Regions from separate parts of the Homo sapiens genome. Here region 1 is linked to region 2. Evidence: chromatin loops called from intact Hi-C (ENCODE). Cell type or tissue: heart right ventricle. All regions are shown on one strand. Links, peaks and the distances in the headings refer to the core of each region. The heading gives the core; the rest is flanking DNA. Region 1 holds the start of ELAC1 (elaC ribonuclease Z 1). Region 2 holds the start of SMAD4 (SMAD family member 4).

What was found. A loop is a pair of places that touch in the nucleus more often than their neighbours do. Peaks named below come from ENCODE experiments on the same cell type or tissue, not always from the same donor. Only the 100,000 strongest peaks of a DNase experiment are listed, where the experiment ranks them.
Region 1: it touches region 2 in a loop (4-fold over the local background); 73 of 110 quality-filtered maps call a loop at or near these places.

What each region holds. Positions count from the first base shown.
Region 1 is chr18:50,960,251-50,976,287 of GRCh38, reverse strand. It overlaps ELAC1 (elaC ribonuclease Z 1), which reads right to left and starts at 8,248. Exons shown (of 4, transcript NM_018696.3): 1 at 8,174-8,248; 2 at 1,727-1,891. The coding sequence starts at 1,883. It also overlaps a transcript of LOC107985152 not described here. RefSeq lists silencers at 7,921-8,410, 13,982-14,182 and an enhancer at 8,561-8,620. In heart right ventricle, for the core only: a CTCF peak has its summit at 8,161 (motif pointing left); DNase peaks (open chromatin) are centred at 7,807 and 8,277; H3K4me3 peaks cover 2,343 bases; H3K27ac peaks cover 2,852 bases.
Region 2 is chr18:51,023,624-51,039,660 of GRCh38, reverse strand. SMAD4 (SMAD family member 4) reads right to left here and starts at 9,448. Exons shown (of 12, transcript NM_005359.6): 1 at 9,038-9,448. It overlaps LOC107985152 (a long non-coding RNA gene), which reads left to right and starts at 9,567. Exons shown (of 4, transcript XR_007066370.1): 1 at 9,567-9,743. RefSeq lists a silencer at 8,834-9,413 and enhancers at 9,219-9,837, 9,694-9,863, 11,499-11,598. In heart right ventricle, for the core only: no CTCF peak of the experiment used is centred there; DNase peaks (open chromatin) are centred at 8,910 and 9,480; H3K4me3 peaks cover 4,422 bases; H3K27ac peaks cover 4,353 bases.

The DNA of each region.
Region 1 (16,037 bases), core at 4,558-12,557, 63 kb after region 2:
TGATACAAGTGAACTGCAATTGCCTTGGAACTGGTCTCCCTGATGCTATTCTCTCTCTCCCAATACATGTGCCATCAGAAAACTCTGTCCTAAAACACAAACGAGATTGCATTATTCCCCCTTAAAAACATGAATGGTTCCTTTTTCCCAGTAGAACAATAAAGTCTAAATATCTTACTATGCTACAGAGGACTTCACAGTCAGCCCTCACCTTTTCAGCATTCTTAGTTCCATCTAGCCTAGCCAAGTACTCAATGCTCCCCAACATGCCAGTTCTTTCCTGGAAACTTCCTTACTTGTTGCTCACTTTGTTGTCTGTTCCCTCAATGTCCATCTCTACCTCTCTCTCAGAAAAACTTCTATGAATCTCTTGGATCCTAGCTCAACTGTTAACAATCTCTGGGATGCCTTCTATTAATGAATGAATGGTCAGTTACTTCCCCCTCCTTTGTGCTCCAAAGTACTTAGAAAATACTTCCATTATTCTACTTATCACATTACATGATTGATTACTGTCCGTTTGCATGTCAGTTTCCATCACTGGACCAAGAGATCCCTGAACACTAGAAGTATCTTTCCTTTAGTCACCAAGTGCCAGGTACTGTGAAGAGTTGTAGGAATAATGACTTCAATACTATTTATCAAGACCTAATAAGTGAGAGGCACTGTGCTAAGTTGCTAAACGTCTTATCCATTCACTAAAGTAAGTTCCATGATCATTTATATACTTAGTAGATGCCTAGTTGAACAGATATAACTAGGCATCTACTAGGTATATAAATGATCATGGAACGTACTTTACAGTATAGGGAGATAAAGAACACAGAAACAAACTAAATAACATAATTTCAGATACTGATGATGCTAAGAAGTCAATAAAAATAGGACAAAGTAAAGGAATGACTGGGGTGAGAGAGGAACTACTTAATCCAGGAGGATTTGGGAAAGCCTCTGAGAAGATGGCATCTGAGCTAAGATTTAACTGAGAAAGAGGCAATCACACAGAGAATAAATGATTACATGTAATTCTCATAACACCCTTTCTAAGTAGACTTTTTATCCCCATTTTCAAGATCGGGAAAGTAAAGTTGAAGTTTGCTGATATGCTAAGGTCACAGGCCCAAGACACAGCCAGGACTAGAACCCAGGTCTGCCTGACTCTGAGCTGAAGCTTTTCACCACTGGACTGCTCTATCTCCCAGGTGCTGGCCTCTGCTCACTCCATTCCCCCTGATTGAAATGCCCTTCTTCTCCTCAGCCCTGAAATTCCTCCTCCTCCTTTGACAATCCACAGGTCAACTTCTCTGAGAAGTTTACCCTGATAACCCCAAGAGGAAAACAACATCTCCCTCCTCCAAACATTTCCTACCCTTTGCATCCTCTCATGAAAACTATCTCCTGGTGGAGGTAAGTATGTACACTGCTTCCTTGCTAAGGCAGTGTTCATCTAATATGCCTGGTGTATCCCACGACATTTCCCAAACCCCAAGCCTACATGAATCCTTGCTTTCAGCATCTACAGGATAAATGAAAAGCAAGTAAATAAGTAAATGAAGTTCAGTGGACGTGGCCAGATGCCTGCAGGCCTTCCAAGTCTCACCAGGGTGTAGCACTGAAGTGGGATGCAACCATCAGGGCTGTTTCTAAACAAAATGTCCAAGGAGAGCCAAGAAAATGAAGCAGAACAACAAAAAAATCTTAATGAGATAGCTGAAGGCACACTAACCTGCTTTAAGTTGGCTTTTCATAAGCTGTGTCTGTGTTCCCTCCCCACAGTCAAAGAGCCAGCACTCGCCTTCACACCGAAGGACCACAGCAGAGGCACCCCGGGTTGGAGATGGGTATGCTGCACCCGTCCCCAGGAATGTCACATCCATAGACATCTTCCACCCTGCAACAGAAAGATCATCTGGGGATTATTTCATATCACTGTACCAAAAACATATTCCTGTAATATTTATCTCTATTATTACTTTTTGGTTATTTAGAACAGTCTGGATTCTTGGTCTCTCATAGTATTCCACACATATCCACAGTAAGGTTTTAATAACTTGGCTAAAACTACAAGTTAACAAATCTTGTATAATTGTTCACACACCCAAACAAACAAAAATAACCAAACCCAGGCAATTAAAAACTATAGCTGAATTCTAACTATATGATGTTCTCAAAAAGGCAAAACTATGGAGACAGTAAAAATCGTGCTTGCTAGTGATACAGGGTGAGAGAAGGAAGAATGAACAGGCAGAGCACAGGGGATGTTTAAGGCAGTGAAACGATTCTGTATGATACAGTAAGACAGACATATGTCATTATACATTGGTCAACTGTACACAGAATAAACACCACTAGAGTGAATGAGCTCTAATGTAAACTTTAGTTGACAGTGTATCTGTATCAATATTGGCTCAACAACTGTAACACATGTAGCACATTTTTCATTTTTTTTTCATGAGCCCTTAAGCTTCTGAACATATACCGCATTAATGCAAGATGTTAATAAGGGGAAACTGAGGGGTGAGGGATAAGAGAGTATATGGGAACACTCTGTACTTTCTACTTACTAATTTTTTTAAAAAAAATCCTTCTAATAAACACTAAACAACAACAACTCTAGTTGAGATACAGGGCAAGAGATGGTATTTAATGATACTCACCATATGGTGTCTCTGATGCCCATAATGATCAGCCCTTTCCCTTTCTCTGAACAATCATAACAGTAATGCTCTATTATGCTCTATAGTCATGCTGATATTTCACAATAATGCTGAACAAATGTCTCACTCCCTACATGACATGGTCCATGACTCACGAGGACTTGGGACTCTGCTATTTTAAGTGATCAGCAACAACCTGTTGAATGTGCAGGTTTATTCCAACTCCTGGCACTATTCCTTTCACTATTTCTAGGTACATCTGACATCACTGATATACTTCTGAGATGGAATATATGTATCAAACAGAATATATTAGAATGAACTGAAATTTATACATAACTGATTATAGATTATCCACATTGATGGCAGGGAAGAAAACAAAGAAGCTTAAGAAAAACTACTGTAAGAGAATTTGACTGACAGCTAGATATAAAATATACAAAAACTTCAGTAACTCTTCTCAGTCTTAGCAATAACAAGATAAAAACAGAAATGGGGGAAAAACCCATTCTAAGAGCAAAAACAAAATTACCAGAAATAAAGTTAGCAGGAAAGGAACAGCACCCAAAAGATTCACACGAATAAAAGATACACATTATGTCCCTGATAGGATGACTTGATATCACAGAGATGTTCATCCTTCCTAAGCTAATGTAGATGTATTTGGTGGAAATTCTATCAGACTTCCAGTGGGATTTATTTTGGAACAGAAACAATCCAAAAATCATATGGAAGGAAAAATAAATGTCTGAGAAGGGATGAGAAAATTCCAAAAAGCAGTGAGTGGTGACCTGCTTTTCTAGGTATTAACATTTACTACAGCAATCTGACATAATTAAAACAGAATAGGCCGGGCACGGTGGCTCATGCCTGTTATCCCAGCACTTTGGGAGGCTGAGGAGGGTGGATCACCTAAGGTCAGGAGTTTGAGAGCAGCCTGGCCAAGATGGTGAAACCCTGTCTCTACTAAAAATACAAAAATTAGTCGTGCATGCTGGCGCACACCTGTAGTCCCAGCTACTTCAGGAGGCTGAGGCAGCAGAATTGCTTGAACCTGGGAGGCGGCAGTCATAGTGAGCCAAGATTGCACAATTGCACTCCAGCCTGGGTGACACAGTAAGACTCTGTCTCAACAAATACATACATACATACATACATACAAACAATAATATTGGCACAAAAATAGAGGTAAAAGGGAAGGGAAAGTTCAGAAATAAACCAGCTACCTATCGGAATCAATACAGTATATAACAAAGGTGTAAAAAGTGTGGTTTCTTTAATGAATGGCACTGACATAATTGGCTATTCTAGCAGAGAAAAAAGCAAAGAAAGATGCTCACTTTGCATTGTATATAAAAATACACTTCACGTAGTTAAGAAATTTAAATGTAAAAAATCCAATAACGTGTTCAAAAAAATTAGGAGAATGTTTATACATTTAACTGTGGAGATGGGAAGCCCTTATTGGCAAGACATAAAATCCAGAAACTTTAAAAACAGACATTTTCACTAAATAAAATCTTTTATATATATTGAGACTCATAAAGTCAAAGGACAAGAAAAAAAACCTGAAAAAAAAAAGTTTGGACCCCCTTATGACAGGGGGTTAATGCTCCTAAAAAAAAAAAGTTTATGCAAATGCATTCAAAATACAAAAATACTTGTGCAACAGAAAAACAGGCAAAGGATATATATATATATATATATATATATATATACACACACACACACACATATATACATATATATACATATATACACATATATATACATAAATATGTATATATATGAATCACAGAAGAAATCCAAATGGCCTATAAGCATGAAAAGGGTTCAAACAACTATCGTGTATCTATTTAAAAAATTTAAGTTAATAAATAAAAGATAAGGGTTCAGTCTCCAGGTAGTTAGTGGAATGCAAAATAAAGAACAAAGAGGCTGGGTATGGTAGCTCATGCCTGCAATCCCAGCATTTTGGGAGGCTGGGGTGGGAGGATCACTTGAGCCCAGGAGTTTGAGACCAGCCTAGGCAACATAGTGAGACACTGTCTCTACAAAAAAATTAAAAAACAAAAATCAGCTGGACATGGAGGCATGTGCTTATAGTCCCAGCTTTTCAGGAGGCCAAGGCAGGAGGATCATTGGAACCTGGAAGGTTAAGGCTGCAGTGAGCTGTGATTTCACTGCTGCACTCCAGCCTGCTTGACAGAACAAGACCCACTCTCACAACAAACAAAAAGAGAGACCATTTACCACACATCAGCTGGCAGGCAAATATCAATAGAGCAATGCTAGTCAGTGCTAACCAGGATGACGGTAAATGGCTACTGTCACAAACTAATGGTGACAAAGTTATGAATTGCGATTAGGCTTTCGGAGAATAATTTGGAATATATATTACCAGTAATAATGATGCTGTTGATAATTATATGCTTTCACCCAGTAATCCCATTTTTGGTAATCTACCCAAATAATAAAGAGCTATGTAAAATGACGTGTATTGTGTTGCTCTCAAGATGGCTAAAATATGAAAGCAATCTAAAAATGTCAATAGGAAAATGGCTGAATATTTTATTGTACATTTGTGCTATTATTTAGTCTATCAACTATTTATTCTGCAGCTAATAGAGTCTTCTGTAACTACTGTTGTGGAGGGATGACAAGGAGAAAAGTTACAGATGGCTATGGTATGATCTCGTTTTTATAACAATACCCCAAACCCCTACATTTATGTAAGACAGAGAAAGTCTGATGTGGGAGAGGATACACACCATCCTGTTAATATGGGTTATCTCAGGGGTAATTAAAGTGATGGGGTGGGGGCTGTGCGGGGGGTTAACTTTTCTTTTAAATTTATTGCATTATGTTTCAATGAGTGGCATTTTATTTTTTTTAAATTTATATTTACTTAATGCTGATGATTTTTTTTTTTTTTTGGAAATGTGTCATATGGCCAAACATGCTTCTCTAACTACACACTACCTAGTCTTCCCTTCCATTTTGGGAAACAGCCCCTCCCCATATTTCCTGCCCCCAACCCTCATACATAAGGTGGTGCATCTCTACCTTAAGCATAGCGTTGAGGTTATTGCTAACATCCCTTTCATGTGTTACTCTACATTATCACCTCCAAGATCAAGTCTTCCTCTGCTAAGAAAGGAGCTTTATTTGCAGAGGCTTCCTTATTGATTTGCAAGATAGGTAAGAATAAACAGAATGCAGAAAGTTAACATTTGTAAAGGCAAATTAACTGCAGAAGGAATAATAGAATATAATCACTTTGTCATCCCTAACAAATAATGGATTTAGATCAGTAGTACATAACCCCGGGGGCATATTAGAATCACCTGGAGAGCTTTTAAAACATATCAGTGAAGGTCAGGTACGGTGGCTCCTGCTTGTAAACTCAGCACTTTGGCAGGCTGAGGTGGCAGGATGGCTTGAGGCCAGGAATTCAAGAGCAGCCTGGGGAACATGGCAAGACTCTGTCTCTATAAAAAAATTAGCCAGGCATGGTGGCATACACCTGTAGTCCCAAACAAAACAAAAAACCCTATCAATAATTGGGCTCCATCCCAGAACATTTAGATAGGAAATTCTGCAAGTGAGACATGTTTTAGTATTAAAAAGTAAATAAATAAAATAAAAAGCCTTCTCCTGTGATCCTAACATGGAGTCCGATTTGAGAATCACTTAGTGAAAGGCTAACAGAGAACTGCAATGTATGGATCAGGTTGACCTAAACTCACTACTCAACTAATCAATCTTTTTAAAAAAAGTTTTATTCTGAAAAACTTCAGACACATACAGAAGTAGAGATTAGCATAATGCAATGCCATACACCCATCATTGAACTTCAACAACTGTTAACTCATAGGCAATCATGTTTCATCTATACACACCACCCCCATTACTCCAAGAATACTTGATAAGACAAACGGTGTGCTGTCTGATGGGAGTACCCCATTAGGCAGCACGCATTGTCTAGCTGTCTCTCTTTCTGACGTTAACAGCCGCTAGTGATCATTGCCAGGATCCATTATTTCATTAGGGGTTGCCAAAAGGTGATATTCTCTCATTTCTTTTGCATGTATTTGCTGGCATTCCCTGGTCAATTGTTACCCTACGGTGCTACTTGTACATAAAAGGTCCACAAAGAGAGGCAAGATGCTATCTAACTCCTGGTATGATACAATGTGAAAAACACAGTAATCCCCCATTAAGTTCTCTTGCCAAAAAATCGAACCTGACCTGAACAAGTCTGCAGGTCTAAATACCTGCTTATTAAAGGATACCAGAGATGGAAAAAGCAAAATCCTGGTTGTAGAAAACGTGAACCGTACAAATGACTTGTTCAAGTAAAATACAGGGAACAAAATAAAGAGCAAGAGAAAAAGATTAAGAGAGATCTAAGAGACATCAACCAAATATAACGTGTGTAGATTGTTTGGATACTGATTTGGACAAACTGGGTAAGAGGAAAGAGACAACTAGGAAAATGTAAATGCTGACTGGATAGTAGAGGGTAAAATGAAGTGCTAAGTACACTGATAATGGCTTTATGTTTTAAAAAGGTGTTATTGTGTTTTATAAACATGAACAAGGTAACAGATGGAATGGTACATTTCAGATTTGCTTCAAAATACTACAGTGGGGGAGAGGGTAACAGATGAAACAGAATTGATCATGAATTGGGAGTTCAGTTACTATTCAATTTTCATATATGACTTGAAGGTTTCCATAATAATTTTAAAACAAATATAATGAAAACCCTCCAAATAGGTCGGGAAGTAATCAGAAATTATTTAATCAATGGTGCATGTTTTGGGACATGCACCATTCTAGGCACTAGGAATTAAATGCGAGCAAACCAGATTAGGTCCCTGTCTTCTTGGAAAAAAAACAAAACAAAAACCCAGCTGCTTGCTTTCTCAAGACTGTGATCCACGTTCGGCGAAGTGCATATTCCAGTCGTGATCACAGTACTGTCATTTCACTCTGGGCCCGTGGATCTCGGTCCTGGCCGCAGATCACAATTCCCCGGTGATGATGGGGCATCAGCATTTGGAGGCTTCCCAAGCGATTCTACTGGTTGCCGGGTTGAGAACCGGCGCTCCTTCGTTTTCAGGCAGGCAGTGTCAACCCTGCAATCACCCTGTGGTGTGCCTAGGGCAGATATCGCTGTCCTCCATCTTAGAGCTGAAAGAACCGAGGCCGGGCGGCAGAGAGTAAGAGGCCAAGGCACAGGCAGGGCCAGAGGCCAGATTTCCGGCCTCCAGAGAGCCCAGGCTCCCCCACGAGACCGTGTTGGCCTCGAAAAAGGCTGGGTGGGCGGCGGCGCCGGGCGGCCGAGGCTCCGGCCCGCCGAGACTCCGGCCCGGGGCGGTGAACGAGGCGCGTCCTCGCTCCCGGGCGCTCCCCAGGCTTAGGTCCCCAGCGCCGGGCCGTGCCTGATCGAGCCGGCGAGTCCCGAGGAAGCGCGCCCGCCCCCCTCTGGTATGCCCTACCGCACTCACCCTCTCCCCGAGGCCCGCGCCAGGAGCCGAGGGAGGCGCAGGCCCGCACCCTGGCCCAGCTGTCCGCGGGGCTACAATGCGCCCGGGCGGAAGTGCGCCGCCGGCCGGGTCCCGCGCGGCCGCTCTAGGATGCGAGGGAGGTCCGCGCTCGGTGGCGCCCGCGCGGGACCTGGCTCTGGGCGCGCTTCCGGGCTCCCCCCGGGCCGCGAGGGCAGTGATTGAGTTTCCCTCTTTCCCAGGTCGCTGTGTGTCAGGTGGTAGCTATCGCCCTGAGGACCAGAGCGGGATAAACCAAAAGGGAAAAAGTTACTCTTCTTTTGTTTTCCGTGTAATATTTTCCACATAAGAGTGTTCTTCCTGATGTTTTGCTCATACATATGTGTCATTTTTGGTCTTTGGTTGGGATGAATCTTTACTGTCTTTCATCCACTAAGATCCTTTGCCTGACCATGCACCTTCATAAAGCCCCGTCCATATTCCATTTTCCTACTCTAGGTTGGAATATTTGCTTAACATCTGAAGCTGATTGTGCCATACTCACTCCAAGCCTTGGTGTTCTCTTAGGTAGCGGACGTGGGATTGAAAAACCCAGGCTGGCTGTATACAGAACGGGCACGTGGCGATTACAGACCACAGGGAAAAACTCCTTCAGTTTGAATAACAACTTTTAAAAAAAGTATTTCAAGCTCCTGTGTACTGCCAGATGCACTGATTTCGTGCTCAGCGTACTTGAGGTGGTCAAAATATCCAGCAGCTGGCCGGGCGCCGTGGCTCACACCTGTAATCCCATCACTTTGGGAGGCCAAGACGAGCGGATTGCCTGAGCTCAGGAGTTCGAGACCAACCTGGCCAACATGGCAAACCTCGTCTCTACTAAAAATACAAAAAAAAAAAAAAATTAGCCGGTCATGGTGGCACACGCCTGTAGTCCCAGCTACTCGGGAGGCTGAGGCATGAGAATCGCTTGAACCCAGGAGGTGCAGGTTGCGGTGAGCCAAGATCGCACCACTGCATTCCAGCCTGGGCGACAGAGCGAGACTCTGTTAAAAAAAAAAAAAAAAAAAAAAAAAAAAATCCAGCAGCTTCAAAATAGGAATCGGAGTGGTGTTTCTTGAAACTACCAGGACAGAGAGACTGCCACTTGTTTAAAAATCATTAACTCATCTACTTCTACTTATTGGGCTCTTTTAACCTTTATTCCAGTATTAATGGAGCTCTGACTTTGTGGATAGTATTATTTTTGGGGCTGAGAGATTTTAAAAATTTGTCATGGTCCCTGGTTTTGGGTTTTTGTTTGTTTGTTTGTTTGTGACAGGGTCTCACTCTATCACCCAGGTTGGAGCGCAGTGGCGCGATCTCAGCTCACTGCAACCTCTTCCTCCTGGACTCAACCAATCCTCCCACCTCGGCCTCCCAAGTATCAGTAGCTGGGACTACAGGACTACAACCTCCCAAGTAGCTGGCACTACAGGCAAGCCACCACACCCAGCTATTTTTTTTTTTTTTTTTTTGTAAAGATGGGGTTTCACTGTGTTGCCCAGGCTGGTGTGAAACTCCTGAGGTCAAGCGATCCACCCGCCTCAGTGTCCCAAAGTGCTGGGATTACAGGCGCGAGCCACCGTGCCCTGCCGGTCCCTGGTTTTAAGGAGCCTACACTCAGTCAGGAAACAATCCACTTAAAAGGATATGGAAAAAGGGAGATCACTAGCTAAGAGATGAGTGAGGAAGAGGTAGGATTTGAGCTGAATCTTGTAGGATGATGACACTTGAATTAATGTGGAAATAAAAAAAATAAAATGGACTTGGTCAAGTGGGGTCTAAATTAACAAAGCATTGAACACTGGAACTTGGACTTATCTCTCCTGACACTTGCCTAGCTAAAAGTTCCTTAAGAAGACACATAGCATTCTACAGCTTGGTCTTGATCACAATCAGCGAGGACAACAGTCCCCAACCTTTTTGGCACCAGGTACCAGTTTCATGGAAGATAACTTTTCCTTGGGAGCAGGGGGTGGGCATAGAGTTTTGGGATGAAACTGTTCCATCTCAGATCATCAGGCATTAGTTAGATTCTCATAAGAAGCATGCAACCCAGATCCCTCCCATGTGCAGTTCACAATAGGGGTCACAGGTCTATGAGAATCTGATGCCCCAGCTGACCTGACAGGAGGCAGAGCTCAGGCAATAATGCTTGCTGGCCTGCCGCTCACCTTCTGCTGTGTGGCCCAGTTCCTAACAGGCCACAGACCTTACTGGTTTGCAGCCCAGGGGTTTAAGACTCCTGAGCTAGGGATCTCCCAGAGCAGTATTCTCCATAGACCTGGCTAGGACTTATTTCTGCCCATCCATCAAAGCTTCCTACTCCCTTCTCAGAGGTTATCACACTTTTAGAGAATAGTGGATAGAACTGTTTGTTCATTTAAAAAATTTTCTATCATGGGAAATTTCAAACATATAAAAGTTGAGAAAATTATGAATGAACCTTTACATACAATCATCACTAAACTTCAACAGTTAGCAACATCTGATCCATCTTGTTACACCTATAATTCCTCTGTATTAGTCCATTTGCATTGCTATAAAAAAATACCTGAGACTGGGTAATTTATAAAGAAAAGAGGTTTATTTTGGCCCCCAGTTTTACAGGCTGTACAGAAAGTGGCTGCCGGCATCTGCTTCTGGTGAGGGCCTCAGGAAGTTTACAATCATGGCAAGGTAAAGAGGGAGCAGGCATGTCACATACTGAGGCAGCGAGGAGGAGGGGCAAGGCTTCTTTTAAGTAACCAGCTCCCCAGTGAACTAATAGAGTGAGAACTCAGTCATCACCAAGGGCATGGCACTAAGACATTCATGAGGGATGCACCCCCATGATCTGACACCTCCCTCTAGGCCCCACCTCCAACACTGGGGATCACATTTCAACATGAGATTTGGAGAGGACAACCATCCACAGTATCACCGTCTCTCTCCAAAGGCAACAACAACAACAAAAACAAAACCCTGGATTATTTTTTAGCAAATTCCAGGCAAAATATCATTTTATTCATAAATACCTCTATGAACATTTAAGGACCCTTTAAAAAAATCTCATCACAATATAATGATGGTCAGCATTGTAGTATGTAAATATATATAAAAGATAAGGACTTTAAGAATAGAACCATAATATCATTATATTATAAAAATAAGAAAATAATTCCTTAATATCATCAAATATGCAGTGACTGTTCAAATTTCCTAATTCTCTTATAACTTTTTAAATTTTTAAATTTTTTTATTTTTATGGGTCCATGGTAAGTATATGTATTTATGAGGTACATGAAATATTTTGATACAGGCATACAATGGGTAATAATCACATCAGGGTAAATGGGATTTTCCCCTGTTCTGTGATGTTTTGTCATTACTTTCTTTTCTTTCTTTCTTTTTTTTTTTTTTTTTTTTTTTTGAGACAAAGTCTCGCTCTTGTCCCCCAATCTGGAGTGCAGTGGCACAATCTCGGCTCACTGTAACCTCTGCCTCCTGGGTTCAAGTGACTTTCCTGCCTCAACCTCCCAAGTAGCTGGGATTACAGGTGCGTACCACCATACCGAGCTAATTTTTTTGTACTCTAAGTAGAGACAAGGTTTCACCGTGTTGGCCAGGCTGGTCTTGAACTCCTGACCTCAGGTGATCCACCCGCCTCGGCCTCCCAAAGTGCTGGGATTACAGGCGTGAGCCACCACGTCTGGCCGTCATTACTTTCAATGTCAAAAACCAGTTACTTTTGCAGCAACCTAATAATTTACATTCCCACCAACAGTGTATAAGGGTTCCTCTTTCTGCACATCCTTGCCAGCATTCATTATTGTCTTTCTTTGGGATAGAAGCAATTTGAACTGGGGTTAGATGATATCTTATTGTAGTTTTAATTTGCATTTCTCTGATGATCAATGATGTTGACCACCTTTTTATAGACCTCTTGACCATCTGTATGTCTTCTTTTGAGAGAAGTCCTATTAAGACTTTTAGCTCATTTTTAATTGATTAGATTTTTTCCTGTAGAGTTGTTGAGTTCCTTATAAATTCTGGTTATTAATCCTCTGTCAGATGGGTAGTTTGCAAATATTTTCTCCCACTCTGTGGGTTCCTCTTCACTTTGTTGGTTGTTTCCTTTGCTGTGCCAGAAACTTTTTAACTTGATGTGATCTCATTTGTCCATTTTTGCTCTGGTCGCCTGTACTTTTTGGGTATTACTCAAGAACTCTTTGTCCAGATCATTGTCCTGGAGAGTGTCCTCAGTGTTTTCTTTTAGTAGTTTCCCTAGTTCTATGTTGGGAGCTGAAAAGGCCAAAGGTATCATGACCAACTCAGCATTCCACTGGAGGCTATATGATCAAACAGCAAACTGTTTATCATGAATGCAGGATGTGGGCAAACTCACACTGTGCCTGCCACCAGAAGGTTTGCTGAGGGTGGTCACTGCCTGGCACCGGGCTCCTTGAGGTTATCTACTGGGACATCTAGAGCCTATTGTTCGAGGAATGCAGTTTTGCAAGCCCACTGTGGACCGAGCACCTGACCTTTTCTGCCACCCCACTTCTCACTATCTCTTTTACCAATAAATACGAAGGGCTGTAGAAAGTCTGGGTCCTTGTCCACTAGAAGCAAGGTGCCCCCGACCCCTTCTTCCAAACATACTTGTTTGTCTTTGTCTTTATTTGTCTTTGTCTTTATTCCCGCATTCACTCTCTTTGTTCAGTCCACCAGGGATCGAGGTCGGTAACAGTTCTAGGTCTTGAATTTAAGAACACAGTTTCAGTGTTATAATATTCTGCATTTGTCTGTGTACTTACTGTTACCAGTGAGTTTCCTACCTTCAGATGATATCTTTTTTTTTTTTATTTTTTGAGACAGGGTTTCACTCCCATTGCCCAGGCTGGAGTGTAATGGTGCTATCTCGGCTCACTGCTCTGCCTCCTGGGCTCAAGCGATTCTCCTGCCTCAGCTTCCCAAGTAGCTGGGACTACAGCTGCACACCACCACACCCAGCTAATTTTTGTATTTTTTGTAGAGACAGGGATTCACCATGTTGCCCAGGCTGGTCTCGAACTCCTGGGCTCAACCTCCCACCTCAGCCTCCCAAAGTGTTAGGATTACAGGTGTGAACCACCATGCCTGGCCCAGATGATATGTTATTGCTTGTTAACATCCTTTTCTTTCAGATTGAAGAATTCCCTTTAGCATTTCTTTTAGGACAGGTGCAGTGTTGACAAAATTCCTCAGCTTTTGTTTTTCTGGAAAAATCTTTATTTCTCCTTCATTTTTGAATATTTTCATTGGATACAATATTCTAGGATAAAAGCATTTTTCCTTCAGCACTTTAAATACATCATGCAATTCTCTCCTGGTCTGTAAGTTTTCCACAGAGAAATCTCCTGCCAGACATATTGGAGTTCTTTTATATGTTATTCTATTCATTTCAAGGAAGGAAGGAAGGAAGGAAAGAAAGAAGGACTCACTAGAGGGGCCCTACAGTTTATTTTAACTAACAGAAGAAATAATTAGCAAATTCGAAGCTGGGTCAACAGAAATTATGCAATCTAAAGAATAAAGAGAAAAAAGAATGAAGAAAGATAAATAAAACCTCAGAAAAATGTGGGTCATGGTTAGGCACACGAATGTTGGTGTATTGAGAATATCAGGAGAGGGAGAAAGAAGCAGAAGAAAAGAAATTATGGCTGAAATTTCTCCAAATTTATTGAAAAACAATAATCTCCACATCCTGAAGCTAACAAACTCCAAATAGGATAAATGCAAAGAGACCTACAGACAGGCACATCATAATAAAAATGCTGAAAGGCAAAGACAAGGAGGAAATCTCGAACATAGCAAGTGGAAAATGACTCATCACTTACAAGATTAAGAGATGACTTCTCAGCAGAAACAATGAAAGCCAGAAGGCAGTGGGATAACATATTTAAAGTGCACAAAGAAAAAAAACCTGTCAACCAAGAATTTTATATCCAGCAAAGCTATCTTTCAAAAATGAAGATTAATAAAGACTTTCTCAGATAAACAAAAACTGAGAGAATTTGTTGCTAGCAGAACTGCTTTATAAGAAATACCAGGCTGAGTGTGGTGGCTTATGCCTCTAATCCCAGGATTTTGGGAAGCTGATATGGAAGGATTGCTTAAACCCAGGAGTTTGAGACCACCTTGGGCAACATAAGGAGACCTCTTCTCTACAAAAAATAAAAATAAAAAAATAACTACACAAGCATGGTGGTGCACACCTGTAGTCCCAGCTACTTGGAAGGCTGAGGCAGGAGGATCACTTGAGCCTGGGAGGTTGAGGCTGCAGTTAGCTGTGACCACACCATTGTACTCCAGCTTGGGTGACAAAGTGAAACCCTGTTGGAAGAAACAAAAACAAAAAAGAAGCTGGGCACGGTGGCTCACACCTGTAATCCCAGCACTTTGGGAGGCCAAGGCAAGCAGATCACGAGATCAGGAGATCAAGACCATCCTGGCTAACATGGTGAAACCCCATCTCTACTAAAAATATATAAAAAAGCGGTGGCTCATGCCTGTAGTCCAAGCTACTCGGGAGGCTGAGGCAGGAGAATCGCTTGAACCCAGGAGGCGGAAGTTGCAGTGAGCCAAGATCGTGCTACTGCACTCCAGCCTGCATGGCAGAGCGAGACTCCATCTCAAAAACAAAAAAAGAAAAGAAAAAGAAAAAGAAAAAAGAAATACTAAAGGAATATCTTCAGGCTGAAAGCAAATGGCCTCCAGATGATAATTAAAATTCCCATGAACGAAAACCAAAATGAACTAGTAAAGGTGCACTCCTTGTAGCTGAATGGCAAGTTTTTTTCTGAAGGAAGTTCTAAGAAGCACAACCCTGTATCAATACACAAAATTCCTCCTCATTCCTTTTTACAGTTATCTAGTACTTGCTGTGTGATTTTGTATCATTTTATTCAGTCAGTCCTTTGGGTTGTTTCCAGTTTTGCTTTCTGCTTTTTGTTTTGTTTCGTTATCACAGTATGGTAACAAATAGTCTTGTTCATAAGTAATTTTTTATTTTTGCAAGTGTATCTTTGGCATAGATTTATACCAAGTGGGATGGATGGCTTAAAGGGTAAATACACATATAATTTTGCTATATATTGCTAAAATTCCCTCCATGAGCATTGTGCCATTTTGACTTCCGTTAAGCAATTTATGAGAGTGCCTTTTTCCTCAGATCTTCATCGCCAATAATGTTGTCAAACTTTTGGATTTTTGCCAATCTAATATCTTAATGTAGTTTAAAATGGCATTTATCTTTGATAAGTGCGCTATGTTGAGTATGTTTTCATAAATTTAAGATCCATTTGCTTTTTTTTTTTTTTTTTTTTTTTGAGATGGAGTCTTGCTCTGTCACCCAGGCTGGAGTGCACTTGCATGATCTTGGCTCACTGCAACCTCCGCCTCCCAGGTTCAAGTGATTCTGCCGCCTCAACCTCCCAAGTAGCTGGGATTACAGGTGCACGCCACCAGGCCAGCTAATTTTTGTATTTTTAGTAGAGACGGGGTTTCACCATGTTGGCCAGGCTGGTCTTGAACTCCTGACCTCAAGTGATGCGCCTGCCTCAGCATCCCAAAGTGCTAGGATTACATGTGTAAGCCACTGCACCTGGCCCCATTTGTATTTTTTTCTGTGAACTTTTTGTGCATATCTTTTGGTCAGTTTTCTATTGTATTAGTGGCCTTTATCTTCTCTTTTTTTTTTTGGTGCTTTCTATATATTAGGGATAATAACTCTTTTTTTTTTTTTGTAACAGGGTCTCACTCTGTCACCCAGGCTGGAGTGCAGTGGTGTGATCATGGCTCACTG
Region 2 (16,037 bases), core at 4,519-12,518:
TCTGATTTTCCAAGGAGAATCTCCCCATCTGGCCAGGTGGGACAATTCCCAGACTAACCAGAGCCACCCCCTGGCCACAGTGTTGTTTCTGATGAAAAAGAACGCAAGGCAGGCAAGTGACATAGCTCTAGCACTTCCGATGGAACTACGGGGGGTGGGGGGGTGGGGGGGTGGGGGGGGGAAGGCCCTCTTCATGCTTCCTTGAAGCTGGGGATAGTTAGCCTGCAAACTACCTGAGAAACAGAAAGAAAGCAAAGTCAAGAGTCCTGGTGATGCTGCTTGAAACCCTGGATATAGCAATCTGAGGTCAGCTCTATCTCCAGACCAAGCCAATGAATTCCCCTTTTTACTTAAGTCTGACTCTTACATGTTCCCTGATAACTGAACAGAAACTGAATGACTAACGTCCTTAGAAATAACAGCAATATAGTACAAACCATAAAAACAATTCAATCAATCAGTAATTTAGTCGATAATGCATAGAAATAGTTACTTTAAAACAGCAGCTGTCAAACTCTCTGATCTCAGGATCCCTTTATTCATATTCTTTTTCTGAGACATAGTCTCAGTCTGTTGCCCAGGCTGGACTGCAGAGGCATGTTCTCAGCTCTCTGCAACCTCCGCCTCCCAGGTTCAAGTGATTCTCGTGCCTCAGCCTCCCAAGTAGCTGGGATTACAGACATGTACCACCATGCCCAGCTAATTTTTGTATGTTTAGTAGAGAAAGGGTTTCGTCATGTTGGCCAAGTTGGACCTTTATTTATACTCTTCATTATTAAAGACACCAAATAGCTTTTATGCGGGCTATATACATTGATATTTATCATATTATAAATAAATAAAACTACTAAAATTTTTGGTATTTGCTTTATTAATTCATTTAAAATAATAAACCCATTACGTTAATATAAACATCTTATGAAAAACAGAATTTTCTAAAACAAAGTCAGGAATCAGAGTAACACTGTTTTACATCTTCACAAATTTCTCTTAATGCCTAGCTTAATAGGAGACAGCTGGATTCCCATATCTGCTTCTGCATTCAATCTGCTATGATATGTTGTTTTGTTTAAAGTACATGAAGAAAACGTGTCTCACATGGACAGCTAATTGGAAGAGAGGAGTATTTTAACAGCCTTCTCAGAAAACAATGGATATTCATCTTTTATTCAACACCAAAACTCAAGTGGCAATTCTGAAAGGTTAGTTGCAATGTGGAATTCACTGTATCAGTGAACTTTTTGGCTCTGGTGTATATAAAAATCCATTTGTCTATGTTGTACTTTGAACGGATCGCCTACCCATGCACGATTTTGTAACATGAATTGGTCATTTGGGAAAATATTGGTTCAATGAGTTACACAGATCTTCCCAGTGTTGACACACTTCCTCATACTGCCCCCCCCCCCACAGTCTCGCTCTGTAGCCTAGGCCCGAGTGCAGTGGTGCGATCCTAGCTTAATCCAGCCTTGAACTCCCTGGCTGAAGCAATCTTCTCACCTCACCCTCCTGAGCAGCTAGAACTACATGCCACTACACCTAATTTTTATATGTTATTGTAGAAACAGGGTCTCGAACTCTTGGCCAAAAGCAATTCTCCCACCTCCGCCTCCCACAGTGCTAGAAATATGGGTGTGCATCATCGTGCCCAGCCCAACATATTTTTTTTAATCACATTCCTTAATATCACCACCCATCTCATCAGAAAAGTCTTTAAGTATTAAGAAACTGGCAAGTCATAGTGACAGGAGTTTCCCAAAAATCTGATTTTCACTTGAAACATCAGATTTTAGCACTGGCTATAAATGTTCTCCTCGAAGTGGCCAGCTCACTTTATTCATTTCCAAGGAATTACCTGCCAAATACTCAAATCTAAATAGCTATCTGAGCTTATCTGTCATCCTGTTAAATAAAAATAAAAATGGTGTCCCACTAAAAAGCAGCTAGTTCAGCTTGCAGCTCAATAACACAAGTGCTTTTCCTAGAAAAGAACACTGTACTTCAATGTGCAGAAATGCTTTATGCATACTTCCCATTTAATCACACTATTAAAAAGACATACTCCAAGGTAGAGATTTTTTTAAAATTAAACCTTTTTACTGCTGCAGCAAGGGGATTATTAAGTGAAACCGGCATTTTTTCAAATGCTTATGTGTGTTTGACTATAAAGAACACAATGAGGACTCATATGTTTGGTATAACTGCCTAGAGTCATTTTAAAGTGCCAGCAGTTTACCCACCACTGCTCCTTCACCACCCATACAAATGTCCTCACAGTGAAAGGGCAAATAACGTCTCAGTTTCATTATGAAAATAATTTTGATTTTGTGAACCCCTTAAATATAAGGATCCTAGGGATCTCCAGGAGTCTGTGGACCATACTTTGGGAACCACTGTTTTAAAAGATGGTGGAAACCAAACTGAATTTTAATAACTGATAACTGAAAAATACATTTTATAAAACTTTTTTTGTTTTTTTGAGACAGTCTCGCTCTGTCAGCTAGGCTGGAGTGCAGTGGCACAATCTCAGCTCACTGCAACCTCTGTCTCCCAGGCTCAAGCAATTCTCTTGCCTCAGCCTCCCAAGAAGCTGGGATTACAGGCATGTGAGTAGCTGGGATTACAGGCATGTGCCACCATGCCCAATGAATTTTTGTATTTTTAGTAGAGACGGGGTTTCACCATGTTGGTCAGGCTGGTCTCAAACTCCTGACCTCAGGTAATCCGCACCCCCCTTGGCCTCCCAAAGTGCTGAGATTACAGGCGTGAGTCACCGCACCCGGCCTCATTTCATAAAACTTTTAACTGAAGCAGAGTTTCAAGTCATCTAGCTTATTCCTTCAAAGGGGGATGTATCAAAATCCCCCGCAGGTTAGGCCAGCTCCACTAACTAGAATCAAGGGTGGGGCTGTACCTTTAAAAAACACTCTGGAAGTCTGAGGTACTGTTAGTTTTACAAAGCATTGATCTAGTCTACAATCTTTACTTTACAAATTAAGTATCATGAGTATATGCAACTGATTAAAAAGACTAATTATATAGAAGTTGTATCATTTTTCCTTACAATTAGCCAGCCCCTTCATTATTTCAGCATCTATACACATTCTTCCTTCAACTAGTTTTAGTAGGCATATTTATGATGTAAGACACACCTAATGTGTTTATGTACAATGATTCCTGGCTTAGCTTACCCCATTAAATATTATTTCCGGTCATCCTTTCACTAGATTATTCAATTTTTACAAGGACTGCCCATCTACTGATAACATATGCTCTAGAATTCACTAGTGAATATCACTGACAAATATCCTTAATTCATCTTATATTTAGAAATACATTTTGACTTGAAAAGACCTGAGTAGCATACATTCATCCATATTAACATACAGAAATAATACCTTACTATAAAAATATATATTCGGTAGCATTCCTAGTTTTAAATCATAAATAAGATTTGGCTAGCCTGGGCAACAAAGCAAGACCCCCGCCCCCCCATTTCTACAAAACAGTTTTAAAAAAATCAGCCAGGCGTGGTGGTGCCGGCCTGTAGTCCTAGCTACTCTGGAGGCTGAGGCAAGATCTCTTGAACCCAGAAGTTGAAGGTTATAGAGGGCTATGATGATGTTACTGCACTCCATCCTGGGCAACCTGTCTCTAAAAAATAGATAAATAAAGCAGTAAGGATAAGCATACCAAAATAAACAAAACCTTTAGAATCAAGAGGCACTTTTTAAAAATAACACAGATTCCCATGCCTCCTCCACTCCATTCCCATTCTGAAGCAGCATGTGTGTTGCAATCAGATGGGAAAAAATATTTTTATTTTTTTAAATAGCTCTTCCAGAGACAGAGATGAAACTACTCCATAGCCCAGCACTTGGGAACTACTTCAGGTGATGTAAATGGAGAGCTGAACATGCCCTAGATGATCTCTACAGAAGTACTAGCTAGCTGGCCTAGCTGAGCAAATGTCTCACAGTGTATTAATTAAGCCCTGACAGAAAAAGCCCAATGCAACCTGCCTCTCAGAAACCAGTTAAGTGACTAGTTAATTGGGGGCTTGAAAATGTAAGGTTTACCAAGTAGATTAACGCCCTAAGAAGACAATTTGCATTGGGAGTTATATTTATTTATTTATTTATTTATTTTAGAGATGAGGTCTCACTTTGTTGCCCAGGCTGGCCTTGAAATCCTGGGCTCAAGTGATCCTCTTGCCTTAGCCTCCTGAAGTGCTGAGATTATAGATGTGAGCCACCAGACCAAGCCCACAGGGAGTTCAGATGCTAACTTGGGGACTTAAAGTAATTAGTCTCCAAAAGGAGTACAAGTAAGCATTTGAGAATATACTTTAAAAGAAAATCAACTTCCTATTTAAAATAGTGATGATATACTAACTTCTCATCATGGGAAATACAGCTTCCTAAAACTTACTACCAGACAGTTCAAATAAACTGAAAGTGAAGAAAGAAACAGAGGAGAAAGGAATAGGTGACAGGAAGGGGGAGAGAAAAGAAAGAGACAGACACAGAAGCAAAGCAAATGTGGCAATACTTTCAAAAGACCCGTTAAGTTAGATGTGTGAGATGGCTACACTGTACATGTGTGTAACACTGTATTAAAGAATGTAAAGCTAACACAAGTGAAACAGTTCAAAAGAAAAAGTCAGAGGACCCTAATGACTCAATCACTGCGGAGGGCTAACCTGGCTGCACCCTAGACCAACCAAATCATAATTTCTGGGGCTAGAATTCAGGTATCAGTATTTTGTAAAGCTCCTCAAGGGATCTAAAAGTACAGCCAAGATTGAAAACTACTTGCCAGGCGTGGTGGCTCATGCCTTTAATCCCAGCACTTTGGGAGGTCGAGGTGGGACGATCACTTGAACCCAAGAGTTCAAGACCAGCCTGGGCAACAGAGAGAGACCCCCATCTCTACAAAAATTTTTCAAAAAATTAGACAGGTGTGATGGTGTGTGCCTGTAGTCCCAGCTACCGCAGCAGCTGAAGTGGGATTGCTTGAGCCTGGGTGGTAGAGGCTGCAGTGAGCTATGATTGCAGCACTGTACTCCAGGCTGGGGCACTGAGCAAGATGGAAAGAAAAAGGAAAAAAAGGCTGGGCGCGGTGGCTCATGCCTATAATCCCAGCACCTTGGGAGGCTGAGGCGGGTGGATCACCTGAGGTCAGGAGTTCAAGACTAGCCTTGCCCAAAATGGTGAAACCCCGTCCTCTACTAATAATACAAAAAAATTAGCTTGGCATGGTGGCGCACGCCTGTAATCTCAGCTACTCGGGAGGCTGAGGCAGGGGAATCGCTTGAACCCAGCAAGTGGAGGTTGCAGTGAGCCGAAATCGTACCATTGCACTCTAGCCTGGGTGACAAGAGCGAAACTCCGTCTCAGAAAAAAAAAAAGAAAAAGAAGAAAAAGAAGAAAAAGGGAGAAAGGGAGGGAGGGAGGGAGACAGGAGAGAAGAAAAGACCGTTGCCCTAAACATTGGGAGTAAAAAAGCAATAAAAAGATGAATTCAACACATTTACAAGTTTTCCAAACTGCAAAAAATTCTCATTTGGAATATAAATAATGAAATACAGTCTTTGGGCTGAACGGTCTTTACTGTTACCGCCAATTTTAAACTGATTAAAATGTTAACAGACCCTCTTTACAACTGGTCTTTGGTACTTATCTGATCTATAATATAATTTGCAGTAGCAACTCATCAAGGCTTAGATTATGAGAACCTTATAAATTGTAAGAATCCGACTACCTACCATCTTAGTTTTACATATGTAAGCACTACCCTAGTTTTCATTCACTCTCATAGTTAAAAACAAATGTTCCCGGATGCCAATTACACCAGGTAATAGTGTTAAGGTGACACAACCTAAAATACCTTGTTCCTGAGAAACTGGAATTCAGTCAAATTTCCCATTACCAAAATTACACATTTTAGAAAGAGAAAACAAAATCCAAAAATTCTAAATCTGACTTATGATCAAGCATATGCTTGATATATGCAAACAGCATCATTCTACAAGTAGCTCAAATGAATATATCTAGATATATTTGTGAACTGTTTGAATTTCTCATTTTAAAACAATTGAGACTTCATCAACTGTTGAACAAAAAGCCCAAAATGTGATAATTTTACAAAACTGTATTAAATGCTGTTATAGGACAGGCGCAGTGGCTCACGCCTGTAATCCCAGCACTTTGGGAGGCCAAGGCGGGCGGATCACCTGAGGTCAGTTGTTCAAGACCAGTCTGGCCAACATGGCGAAACCTCGTCTCTACTAAAAACACAAAAATTAGCCAAGCGTGGTGGCACATGCCTGTAATCCCAGCTACTCAGGAGGCTGACGCAGGAGAATCGCTTGAACCCGGAAGGCGGGGTTTGCAGTGAGTGGAGATCGCGCCTCTGCACTCCAGCCTGGACAACAGAGCGAGCCTCCATCTCAAAAAAAAAAAAAAAAAAAAATGCTGTGTTATGCTGGTGTAAGTCCTTTAACTGTAGAAAACAATGAAAACATTTTAGTCAGGTTACTTTTATACGCGATTAATGGTCACCTCAGAGTCACCCCATTCATCATGGCTTTAAGACAAAAAAAAATTTTGGGGCGTAACCACACAGTCTTCTAGTTCAACAAAATAAGAGAAATCCAAACATATATAATGACCATTGAAATGGCTAATACAAGATGCTTAAAGAACCACTCTAAAAAAATCGCTGGATTAAAAATGAAAAAAATGGTTAGTCATGAACTAGAGAGGGACAAAATGAACTAAGTTTAAACATCGACAAAACAACATGTTTTCACCAAAATAGGCAAAAATTTAGACAAGCCGAAATATGCAGTTTAAATATAATGAACCCTACAGATTCTGTAGGGTTAACCTCCCTAGCAGAGGCCTCAGTAACTCACACCTCAATTAGAATAGTGTCTAATGATGTTACTATAACACTGGCTCAATCAGAAAAAAACTGCTTCCAAGTGGGAGAGCTGGAGTGTGACTGGGCAGCATAAATTAGGTTAATTCTCGCTCCTTAATTTGCGGGGAGAAAGAAAAACTGAAGGGGAATACAGAAAAAGAATTCACACACAATCGCTCGACTAAAATGTAGCTTAAGAAAGTGAAGCAGAGGTTTTTAAAAGTAAGATTTGCTGCTTCCTAGTAGAGGGAGAATTGCTTCAAACAGCAAAGCTATCATAAAAGATCAATCATTCATGTAAAACTTATTCCAAAATATTTCAAAGTGACTTTCTCGGCACAAATTTTCATTAAGTCTGAAAAACAGATTTGCAGTTTGGTTTTTTCTAAACTCAAGATTTACAATGAAGGCAGTGACCTAAACAGAAACATACACTCCCACTTCAAAAATAAAAAAAACGAAGATGCAATACTTCTTTAAAACTCGCCCAAAAACCTGGAAAGCAAAGAAAAAGCCACTTCTATTAATAGAGTCACAAAATGTTATAACGACTTTTATCAAAAGAAGCTTTTAGTTTTAATTCCAACAACTTAAACCTACATAATTCACCATCGTCTTTAGACCTAAAGCTACTCCGAATTACAAATGCTTGGTCCATCTCTATTACATTTGTTCTGTAACAAACCCATTTAAGTAAACAAAATCATGACAGCATTATGGAAGAAACACTAATTTTAAAAACCGTATTTTTAAATGTTAATCATTTTACAGTTTGGAATATTATGTACTAATCATATCAGAACTTTCCAATATAGAGAGAGTAAGTCCTTAGCATTAAAAAAAAGTTACATTTTAGAACTTCCTAGATTTCAACTGAAATATATATTATCTAGTCTCTGCAGGGTATGGCAAAAGTAATTTATGAAATCCACCATAAAAATTATTCAAATGCCTTGTTCTAAATCTAATTACGAAATTACGCATTTTTTTTTTTTTGATACTAAATGGTTTTTGCCAGCAAAAAGGAGTGAACCTACTTCTTAAAACACCCGAGTAACCAAGCTGCTACTAAGACTAGAAGGATGCTAATTCTGGCAAAAGTCAAAGGTTACTAACAAAAATTAGCTAAGATTATATGTTTGCAGAAAGTCAATTCAGGGTAATTCCGCTATTATCCTGTTGTGTTTATTATTCCTAAATAACTGGCAATTCCACCTTAAACTACGGTGCAAAAACTAAATGCATTAAGAAACTAATTGGGAAATAAATGTGTTTTTTTAAATAAAAACAAACGTACTTAGGTTTTTGAAGGGAAACAGCTATCAATCTTCAACAGGGCTTTTTAAAGCCTCTGCACCAGCAAATAAACCTTTCAGGTTAACTAAACACACTTGTGTCTTTGAAAATCTAGTTTGAGAAATCCTAACAGCAGTTTGGGACAAGTGATGGAGCCACCGCCCTCCACCCTACACCAATTTCACTGTCAGTACATGCAGTGCTAACAGTAAGATCAGCTGTGTCTTTTATTAGGAAGCATGTTTTATTGGGGGCAAGGAGGGGTTCAGTTAGGTGCTAAGAATGTGTCCTGCATACCGCTGTCACTCTCAGTACTCAAAAAGTAAACATATCAAAGCCAGAAGCGTAAACTGGCATGACAAGACTAGGAAGAGAAAGTAGGGGACAAAGACAAAACAGAAATTGGCTGGAGAAAATAAATTTAGACAAACAATTTACAACTTTCACTTAGACCCTAAGGCAACACATTCCAGCCGACCCAACGCGCTCAGCCGGGGCGACCGTGAAACTACTGAGAACAACAAAGAGGAGCGGCGGCCGCGGCAGGAGTCCCGTCCGAGTTTAACTTGATTCTCCCACGAGCTGCAAGCGGAGCTGGGGGCCCGAGGGACGCGAGGCACCGCCGCCCGGCATTCAGCCGGCCCGCCCGGCCCGGCTCGTCAGGCCGCCGCGGTCGCCCTCCCAGAGGATTCCGCGCGCTCCCAGCCGCCGCCGCCGCCGCCGCCGTCGTCGGGAGCCCGCCCCGGGGCGGGGAAGCCACAGGCGGGGTGCGCGGGCCCGGCCGGGGGAAGGGGAGGGGACATGGCGCGGTTACCTGGGCTCGGGCGGTGGCGAGGGGAGTCCGCTCTCCCGCGCTGCTGGTCCGCGGACGCACCGGGCCCGTAGCTTTCCCCGGCGGCCCGGAGAGCTCCTCGGCCCCCGCCCCGAGGCGTCCCGGCCAGGCCGCCCCTCCTCAGCGCCGCGCCGCTGCCCGCGCGGGCCGGACCGCCTCGAGCTCCCGGGCCGCCCTGCGGCGGGGGGCCTCTCTCGCTGGGCGCCTGGCTCCCCTCACCCGCTCCCACCCCCTGGGCGGCCGCGGAGCCTAGGGGAGAGCAGGAAGGGCCTCCCGAGGAGAGCGGGAAGGCGCGAACGCAGGCTCCGCCACCCAAACCGCTCCGTTACCGCAGCGGCGACGACGACCAGGGCCGTGTTGTTGCTGCCAACTTGTCGAGAAGCCACTGAGCATGCGCGCGCGGGGACCACATCCGGGTAATTTCAGGGTTTGGCCCTTTTCCCCCGCAGCTTTCCTTTCTCCCGGCTGCCCCCGCCTCCCGCTCCGAGTGACGGGGAGGGTCGCTCTGCGCAGGCGCCTACAGGGCAGCGCCAGCCGGCGGGCGGCTCTGAATCTGGACCTGGGCCTGGGCCTCAGCGCGGGCGGAGGCGAAGGCCTGTTTGAGGGAGTGGTCGCCGGGGAAATTGGCATCTCGTTGCAAAAAAGTATCCAAGGAGCGCGGGAGAGCTCGGCGTAGAGTGGGCGTCCAGTAAGTGTTTATAAATAGCTATTAGCCCGGCCTTTGTTGTTTTTTTGTTTTGTTCTGTGTTGAGGACCTGCGTAGGCACAAAAATTGGCCTTCAACAGCCAGTCGACAGCTCTGGGGAGAAGGTGGCTAGGTTGTAGGAGTTCACTTCGGGAAGAAACAGACGCTGGCGGCACCTTCCTTCTCTTTCTGGCAGCCCCGAATCACGAGCCCCAGAGGTGTTTACACTCGAGAGACGCACAGGACAGTCAAGGAATCACATATTGAAGAGCCTTGCCAGGCGTTGCAAGTGTGAGTGGATTTTGTTGGAAGAGATGTAGGCGCACTCTCGGAGCTGGAGGCGAACTTCGAATCCTACGACACACCTGTTAACTAGGTTACCTGTTTGTTTGGTGGGGGAAGGCATAGGCTCTGCTTTTGACTTTATGCCTCTTTTATTTCACATTTTTTACAAGACGCATGCATTTCTTTTTCATTTAAAACGCATTAATGATTTATTTTCACCAACCAGGAACTACTTTTAGTCCCTCCAAAACCAATGATTAGCCAGTTCTAAAGTCATTTCTTAGGTCACGTCGCCCAGAAAATCTCTACACCCACCGTACGCCTTCGCCACTCATACTCAGTGCTTCATTCTATCCTCCACATCACCGCCTGGGCCATTCCCTCTTTGACCAGAAAGCCCCTAAAGCTCCAAACTGGTGTTCTCTTACCCCTGGGGTTTATGGAGACCAGTTTTAAGGGAATTCATTTCCACATCTTCCATTGCTATATATTCTATTTTCTAAACTTGCCCAGCTTGAGAAAGGAGCTGAGGACACAGCATCCCCTTTCAAAACTGTCCTCCCACCTTACAGAAGAAAGTCAAAATTCTCACCCACTACTAAGGTGCATGGGATCAATGCAGAACCTCCCCAGCAATCCAAAAGGGACAATTCAAAAATCGGTATCTATGCTGAGAAAGTAAATGACCTTAGTGAATGGATATTAAATTATTTTTCAAGTCAGATAGTTTTCAAATCTTTTCTGTCAACAAAACTGAAGGAAGATCTGTCAGCTGATAGATTACAAAACATGATTTGGTAACAGATCAATATGTGAATCTTAGGTAATATACCTCAGAAGAAGTTTTTAAGAAATTGAGACATTGTTATAACTAAACTTCTTCTATTCCGTCTGTATTAGTTACCTATTGCTGTATAACAATCTCACCACAAATATAGAAGCCTAAAACAACAAACATTTATGATCTTACAGATTCTCTGAGTCAGGATTCCAGGCATGGCTTAGCTGGGTCCTCTACAAAGTGAGGCTGGAACAAAGGATCTGCTTCCAAGTTCATGTGGTTGTTGGCACCATTCAGTTCCTTGCAGGCTACAGGACTGAGGGCCTTAGTCCTTTGCAGGCTGTTGGCTGGAGACCCCCTCTGTTCCTTGCCATGTGGTGCTCTCCATAGGGAAGCTAACAATATGGCAGCTTGCCTCTTCGAAGCCAGCAACGGGAAGAGTCTCAGCAAGACACTGGTTTCAATCTTATGTAACATCATCACATACACAGTATCACTCATACTCTGTCACCTTTGCCATACATTGCTGGCCAGAAGCAAATCACAGGCGCCACCTACATTGAAGGGGAAGGAAACACACAAAAGCTTGAACACCAGGAGGTGGGAATCATATGGGGCCTCTTTAGAGTCTACCACACCATGTATTTATTTATGCAAATGATATTCCCTGTAAGCTCAACCTCTTCTCAGAATTTCCCTTCAGGTTCCCTTCACCTTTTTACTTAAGGAAACCCAACTTTGCCCTGGGACACTGCTCCTCCTTCCACCTCTCAAGTAGTGGCAACTGTGTTTTCTTTCTTTTGTTTTTTTTTTTTTTTCATTTTTAAAATAGATCAGTTTTATTCTGCTAGTTCCATAAAAACAATGTAAACGCAAGCGTTCTGTACATCTTGCTGGTGAATTCACATAACGTTTAGTTTCCTGATCCTTGACCTCCTCGTCTTCTCCAGTTATTTTCTGTTTGGACTACTGGCCACAGGAGTGGAGTGGGATTGGGGCTTAGGAGAGACCAATGTGGCCTTTTGGTATGACTTGTTTTATTGCTTGCCCTCTCAGCACACTCCTGTTACTCCTAACACAAAGGTTGAGATTTAAGCCCTTAAACCTGTAGGTTTCACCGTCAGCTTTTTCTTTTTTTTCTTTTTTTTTGGCATAGGCATTACTAGGGACGTGAATGGGAGACTGGTATAGAAAGTGGTGAGGAGCCGAAGCCAACAAATTGCTTTAAACACAAGATGAAAATGCTCTGTTCTGTCCTCACGAAGAATCACCTAATACTGGTGTGAGGCATCTCACTTAGCTGTAGAAAAGTCCTTGGAATTAGATCTCAGATAGTTCCAGCTTTAAGACAGTAAAACCTTTTGGCAATGGGCTAATTGCCTTAAAGGAAAGAAGAGTTCTTACTTGAAAGACCTTGCAGGTGGAGAAATTGTCCTACAAAGATTCTTGGAAATGTTAGTGGAGATAACTGACATGGGTAGCTGTGGGACAACCAGGAACTGTCAACAGCCCGATCTCAGCAAAACCAGAACAGCCAGTTAATAGTTCTTCAGTTCTCTGATGGTCACAAATGTAATTTTATTTTATTTAGCCTTGTGGAGGTTCTGCAACAAATGTAATTTTAAAGGAATTGGGAGCCAGAAAGATAAATGCAACTCCTTCAACTATGTGACAGGGCAGACTGGTTAATCTGGGTTCCCAGAGTGTGGAGCAAGTGCCCTGTATCAGAGAACAGCCCAGGGGGAACTTGCATGATGCCGAACCCCACAGGACAGAACTACTTCCGGCAACTGTGTTTTCAACCTTCAGCTTCTTAGTGCCTGGAGGTGAGATAGGTTTCCTTCTTGCTTCTCAACATTGCTTCCAGGTCATCCCCCTCCTCCTCTAAACCGGCAGCTTTAAATCTTGCTGTCCGATACCTCTATCGCTGACCTCACCCCGCTTCATCTCTGCACAATTTGCTCCTGACATTCACTCCAATGCCACTTCTGTCCTAGTGGTAGGTGGTTATAAGATCTTCCCAGTACCCTGGCCTCTCAGTTCCTTTTCTTCTTCTCAAGGATCTTCTTCATTGCTTCAATTTTATGATCTTACAGTTTCTCTGGGTCAGGAGTCCAGGCGTTGCTTAGCTGGGTCCTCTACAAAGTGAGGCTGGGATAGCGGATCTGCTTCCAAGCTCATGTGGTTGTTGGCAGCATTCAGTTCCTTGCAGGCCTCAGGACTGATAGCCTCAGTCCTTCCTGGCTGTTGGCTGGAGACTCCCACTGTTCACCATTAACCTCAGGTAGACCCTTAGTGCTGTTCAGCAATTCTCTTATACTTCCCTGATCCACTCTTCTGGATTTTATACCTTCTCTGTCCTCTAACTTACACATCCTCCCCTTGATCATTCTAGATTTTGTACCTTCTCTAACTTCAAACTTGCACATATCCTAACTCAGCCACTTCCTCCCATGGTCATAATCACCGTAGCCTTATCAAACTCTGCAACTTCTTCATTATCTCAGTTTCAAACATCTCACACCCTGATCACTACCTCAGTTTTCCAGATCACTCCCTATAGTACTCTAACTGCAACAATTCTTGAACCCTCATATCTGCTGTCACCCAGCCTCAACCCCCAGCCAATCACAATCACTCTTACACATGCCCTCAGCCCCCTTGCCTTTTTTTCCCTTTGTTGTGCTTGCTTGGCAAAGCCACAACCCTGATTCAAGCTGGCACCCATGCATCTGAATGTGGCGAGAGAAGAACACAATCACACTGACTACCTTCACTTTAATTTCATCACCATGAACCTCAGATAGACCCTTAATGCTGTCCAGCAATTCTACTTCCCGCCTCCATTCTTCTGGATTTTGTACGTTCTCTGTCCTCTAAGTTGCATGTCCTCTCCTCAATCATTCTCAATTAATAGCCTTGTTTAGAAAATTGAAGCAATGAGAGAAAAAATTCCACAGAATCTCAGCATCACCCACACCCACATACCAGCCTCTACTTTGCCTTCCCCACCCTCACATGGTTGAATTGCCGTGCTCCTAGCTAAAGGAGTATTGTCACCAAGACATAGATTCCAGTACTATCTTGCCTAATCAAGATCCTCACTGTCACTCCAGCAATTATCCGCCTATTCTGTTTTATCAGTATTTCTCTACTGGGTCATTCTGATAAGCTTACAAGCAGCTGTGATTTTTCCAATCCTACAGATTCTTCTCTTTGACCTATTTCTACTGTCAGCTATCACCTATTTCTCTACTCCCTTTACAACAAAACTTCTAAAAGAGTTTTCTATACTTTGTCTGCAGTTCTTCTCCCATTCTGCAACAGCAGAATACATCCCATACAATACCATTTATACAAAGTTCAAAAACATGTCAAGCATGATACGTATGTTAAGACTCCATACATATGTAGTAGAATCATTACATGCGAGGTACACATGTGGCGTATTTTAGGTCATCAGCTGAGTGTTAGGTTTCCCATCCTCTCTTAAACTCCATTCATGCTTTCATCCTTACTACCGTATCAAAACCACTCTTGTGAAGGCCAACAAGGAACTTCACATTGGCTAAACCCAATGATCTAGTCTCGGTTCTCATCTTATCTGTAACAGCTGACACAGCTCATCACTTGATTCTCTTTTTTTAACCACATCCTCTTGGTTTTCCTCCTTCATTCGTGGTTCCTCCTTCCCTGTCTTCTTTGCTGGGTTCCATCTCTTCTCTCAGACCCCTTAACTGGGGCTTATTCCCTGAACTCTTTATTTTTTTGAGACAGAGTCTCTCTCTGTCACCCAGGCTGGAGTGCAGTGGCATGATCTCGGCTCACTGCAACCTCTGCCTCCCAGATTCAAGCAATTCTCCCTGCCTCAGCCTCCCAGGTAGCTGGGATTACAGGCGCCCACCACCACACCTGGCTAGTTTTTGTATTTTTCCGTAGACAGGGTTTCGCCTTGCTGGCCAGGCTGGTCTTGAACTCCTGACCTCAAGTGATCTGCCTGCGTCAGCCTCCCAAAGGGCTGGGATTACAGGCATGAGCCACTGCACCTGGTCCCTTGAACTCTTTTTAATCTATACTCATTTCCGTGATCTCATCCAGTCTCCTGACTTTCAGTACCATCTAAGATATATAATATCATCATATATGATGACAACTCTTAAATTTATATCTCCAGCTCGGATCTCTTACCTGAACTCCAGATTCTGATATCCTCAAACATGTCACAAACTGAGCAATATTCTCCCTCAAACCTGTTGAACCCACTAGCTTTCCAATCTCATTTGATAACTCTATTGTTCAAGTTGTTCAGACCAAAAACCCTGAGCAGTTTCACTTTAATTTCATCACCATGAACCTCAAGTAAATCCTTAGTGCTGTCCAGCAATTCTGGATTCCCCTCGTTTTCTCACACCCATGTCTAATCCACAGAGCATCCCTAACCACCTCCACTGCTGCTCCCTGGTCTGAGCCACCATCATCTCATCTTTGGATTCATCTTCTAAAAGCTCTCCCTGTTCTCATGCTTGCCTCTTCCCAACATAATAGCTAGAGAGATCCTTTTAAAATAGAAGTCAGGGCCAGGCACAGTGGCTCACGCCTATAATCCCAGCACTTTGGGAGGCCAAGGCGGGCAGATCACGAGGTCAGGAGATTGAGACCATCCTGGCTAACCCGGTGAAACCCTGTCTCTACTAAAAATTACAAAAAAATTAGCCGGGCGTGGTGGCGGGCGCCTGTAGTCCCAGCTACTCGGGAGGCTGAGGCAGGAAAATGGCGTGAACCCAGGAGGCGGAGCTTACAGTGAGTGGAGATCGCGCCACTGCACTCCAGCCTGGGTGACAGAGCAAGACTCCGTCTCAAAAAAAAAAAAAAAAAAGTCAGACATCTGCACTCTGCTTAAATCCCTGCATTAAATGATCCTCATTTCATTTAGAGTAAAAATCTACATCCTTACAATAGTCTAAAGGGTTCTATAAGATCAGCATCACCACTCCACCCTGAGCATTACTTCTCTAATCTCATTTCCTATCAGTCATTCTCCAATATGTCCTAACCTTCCCGACCTCTTTTCTTGTCCCTAGAAGATGCCAGCCATGCTCCCAAGTTAGGGCCTCTGCACTGGCTGTGCCCTCTGCCTTGTACATGTTTCCCCCAGATATCTGCATTGCCAACTCTCTCACCTCCTTTGGTCAAAAGTTACCTCATTGAAGCCTATCTTGACCTTTTAAAAA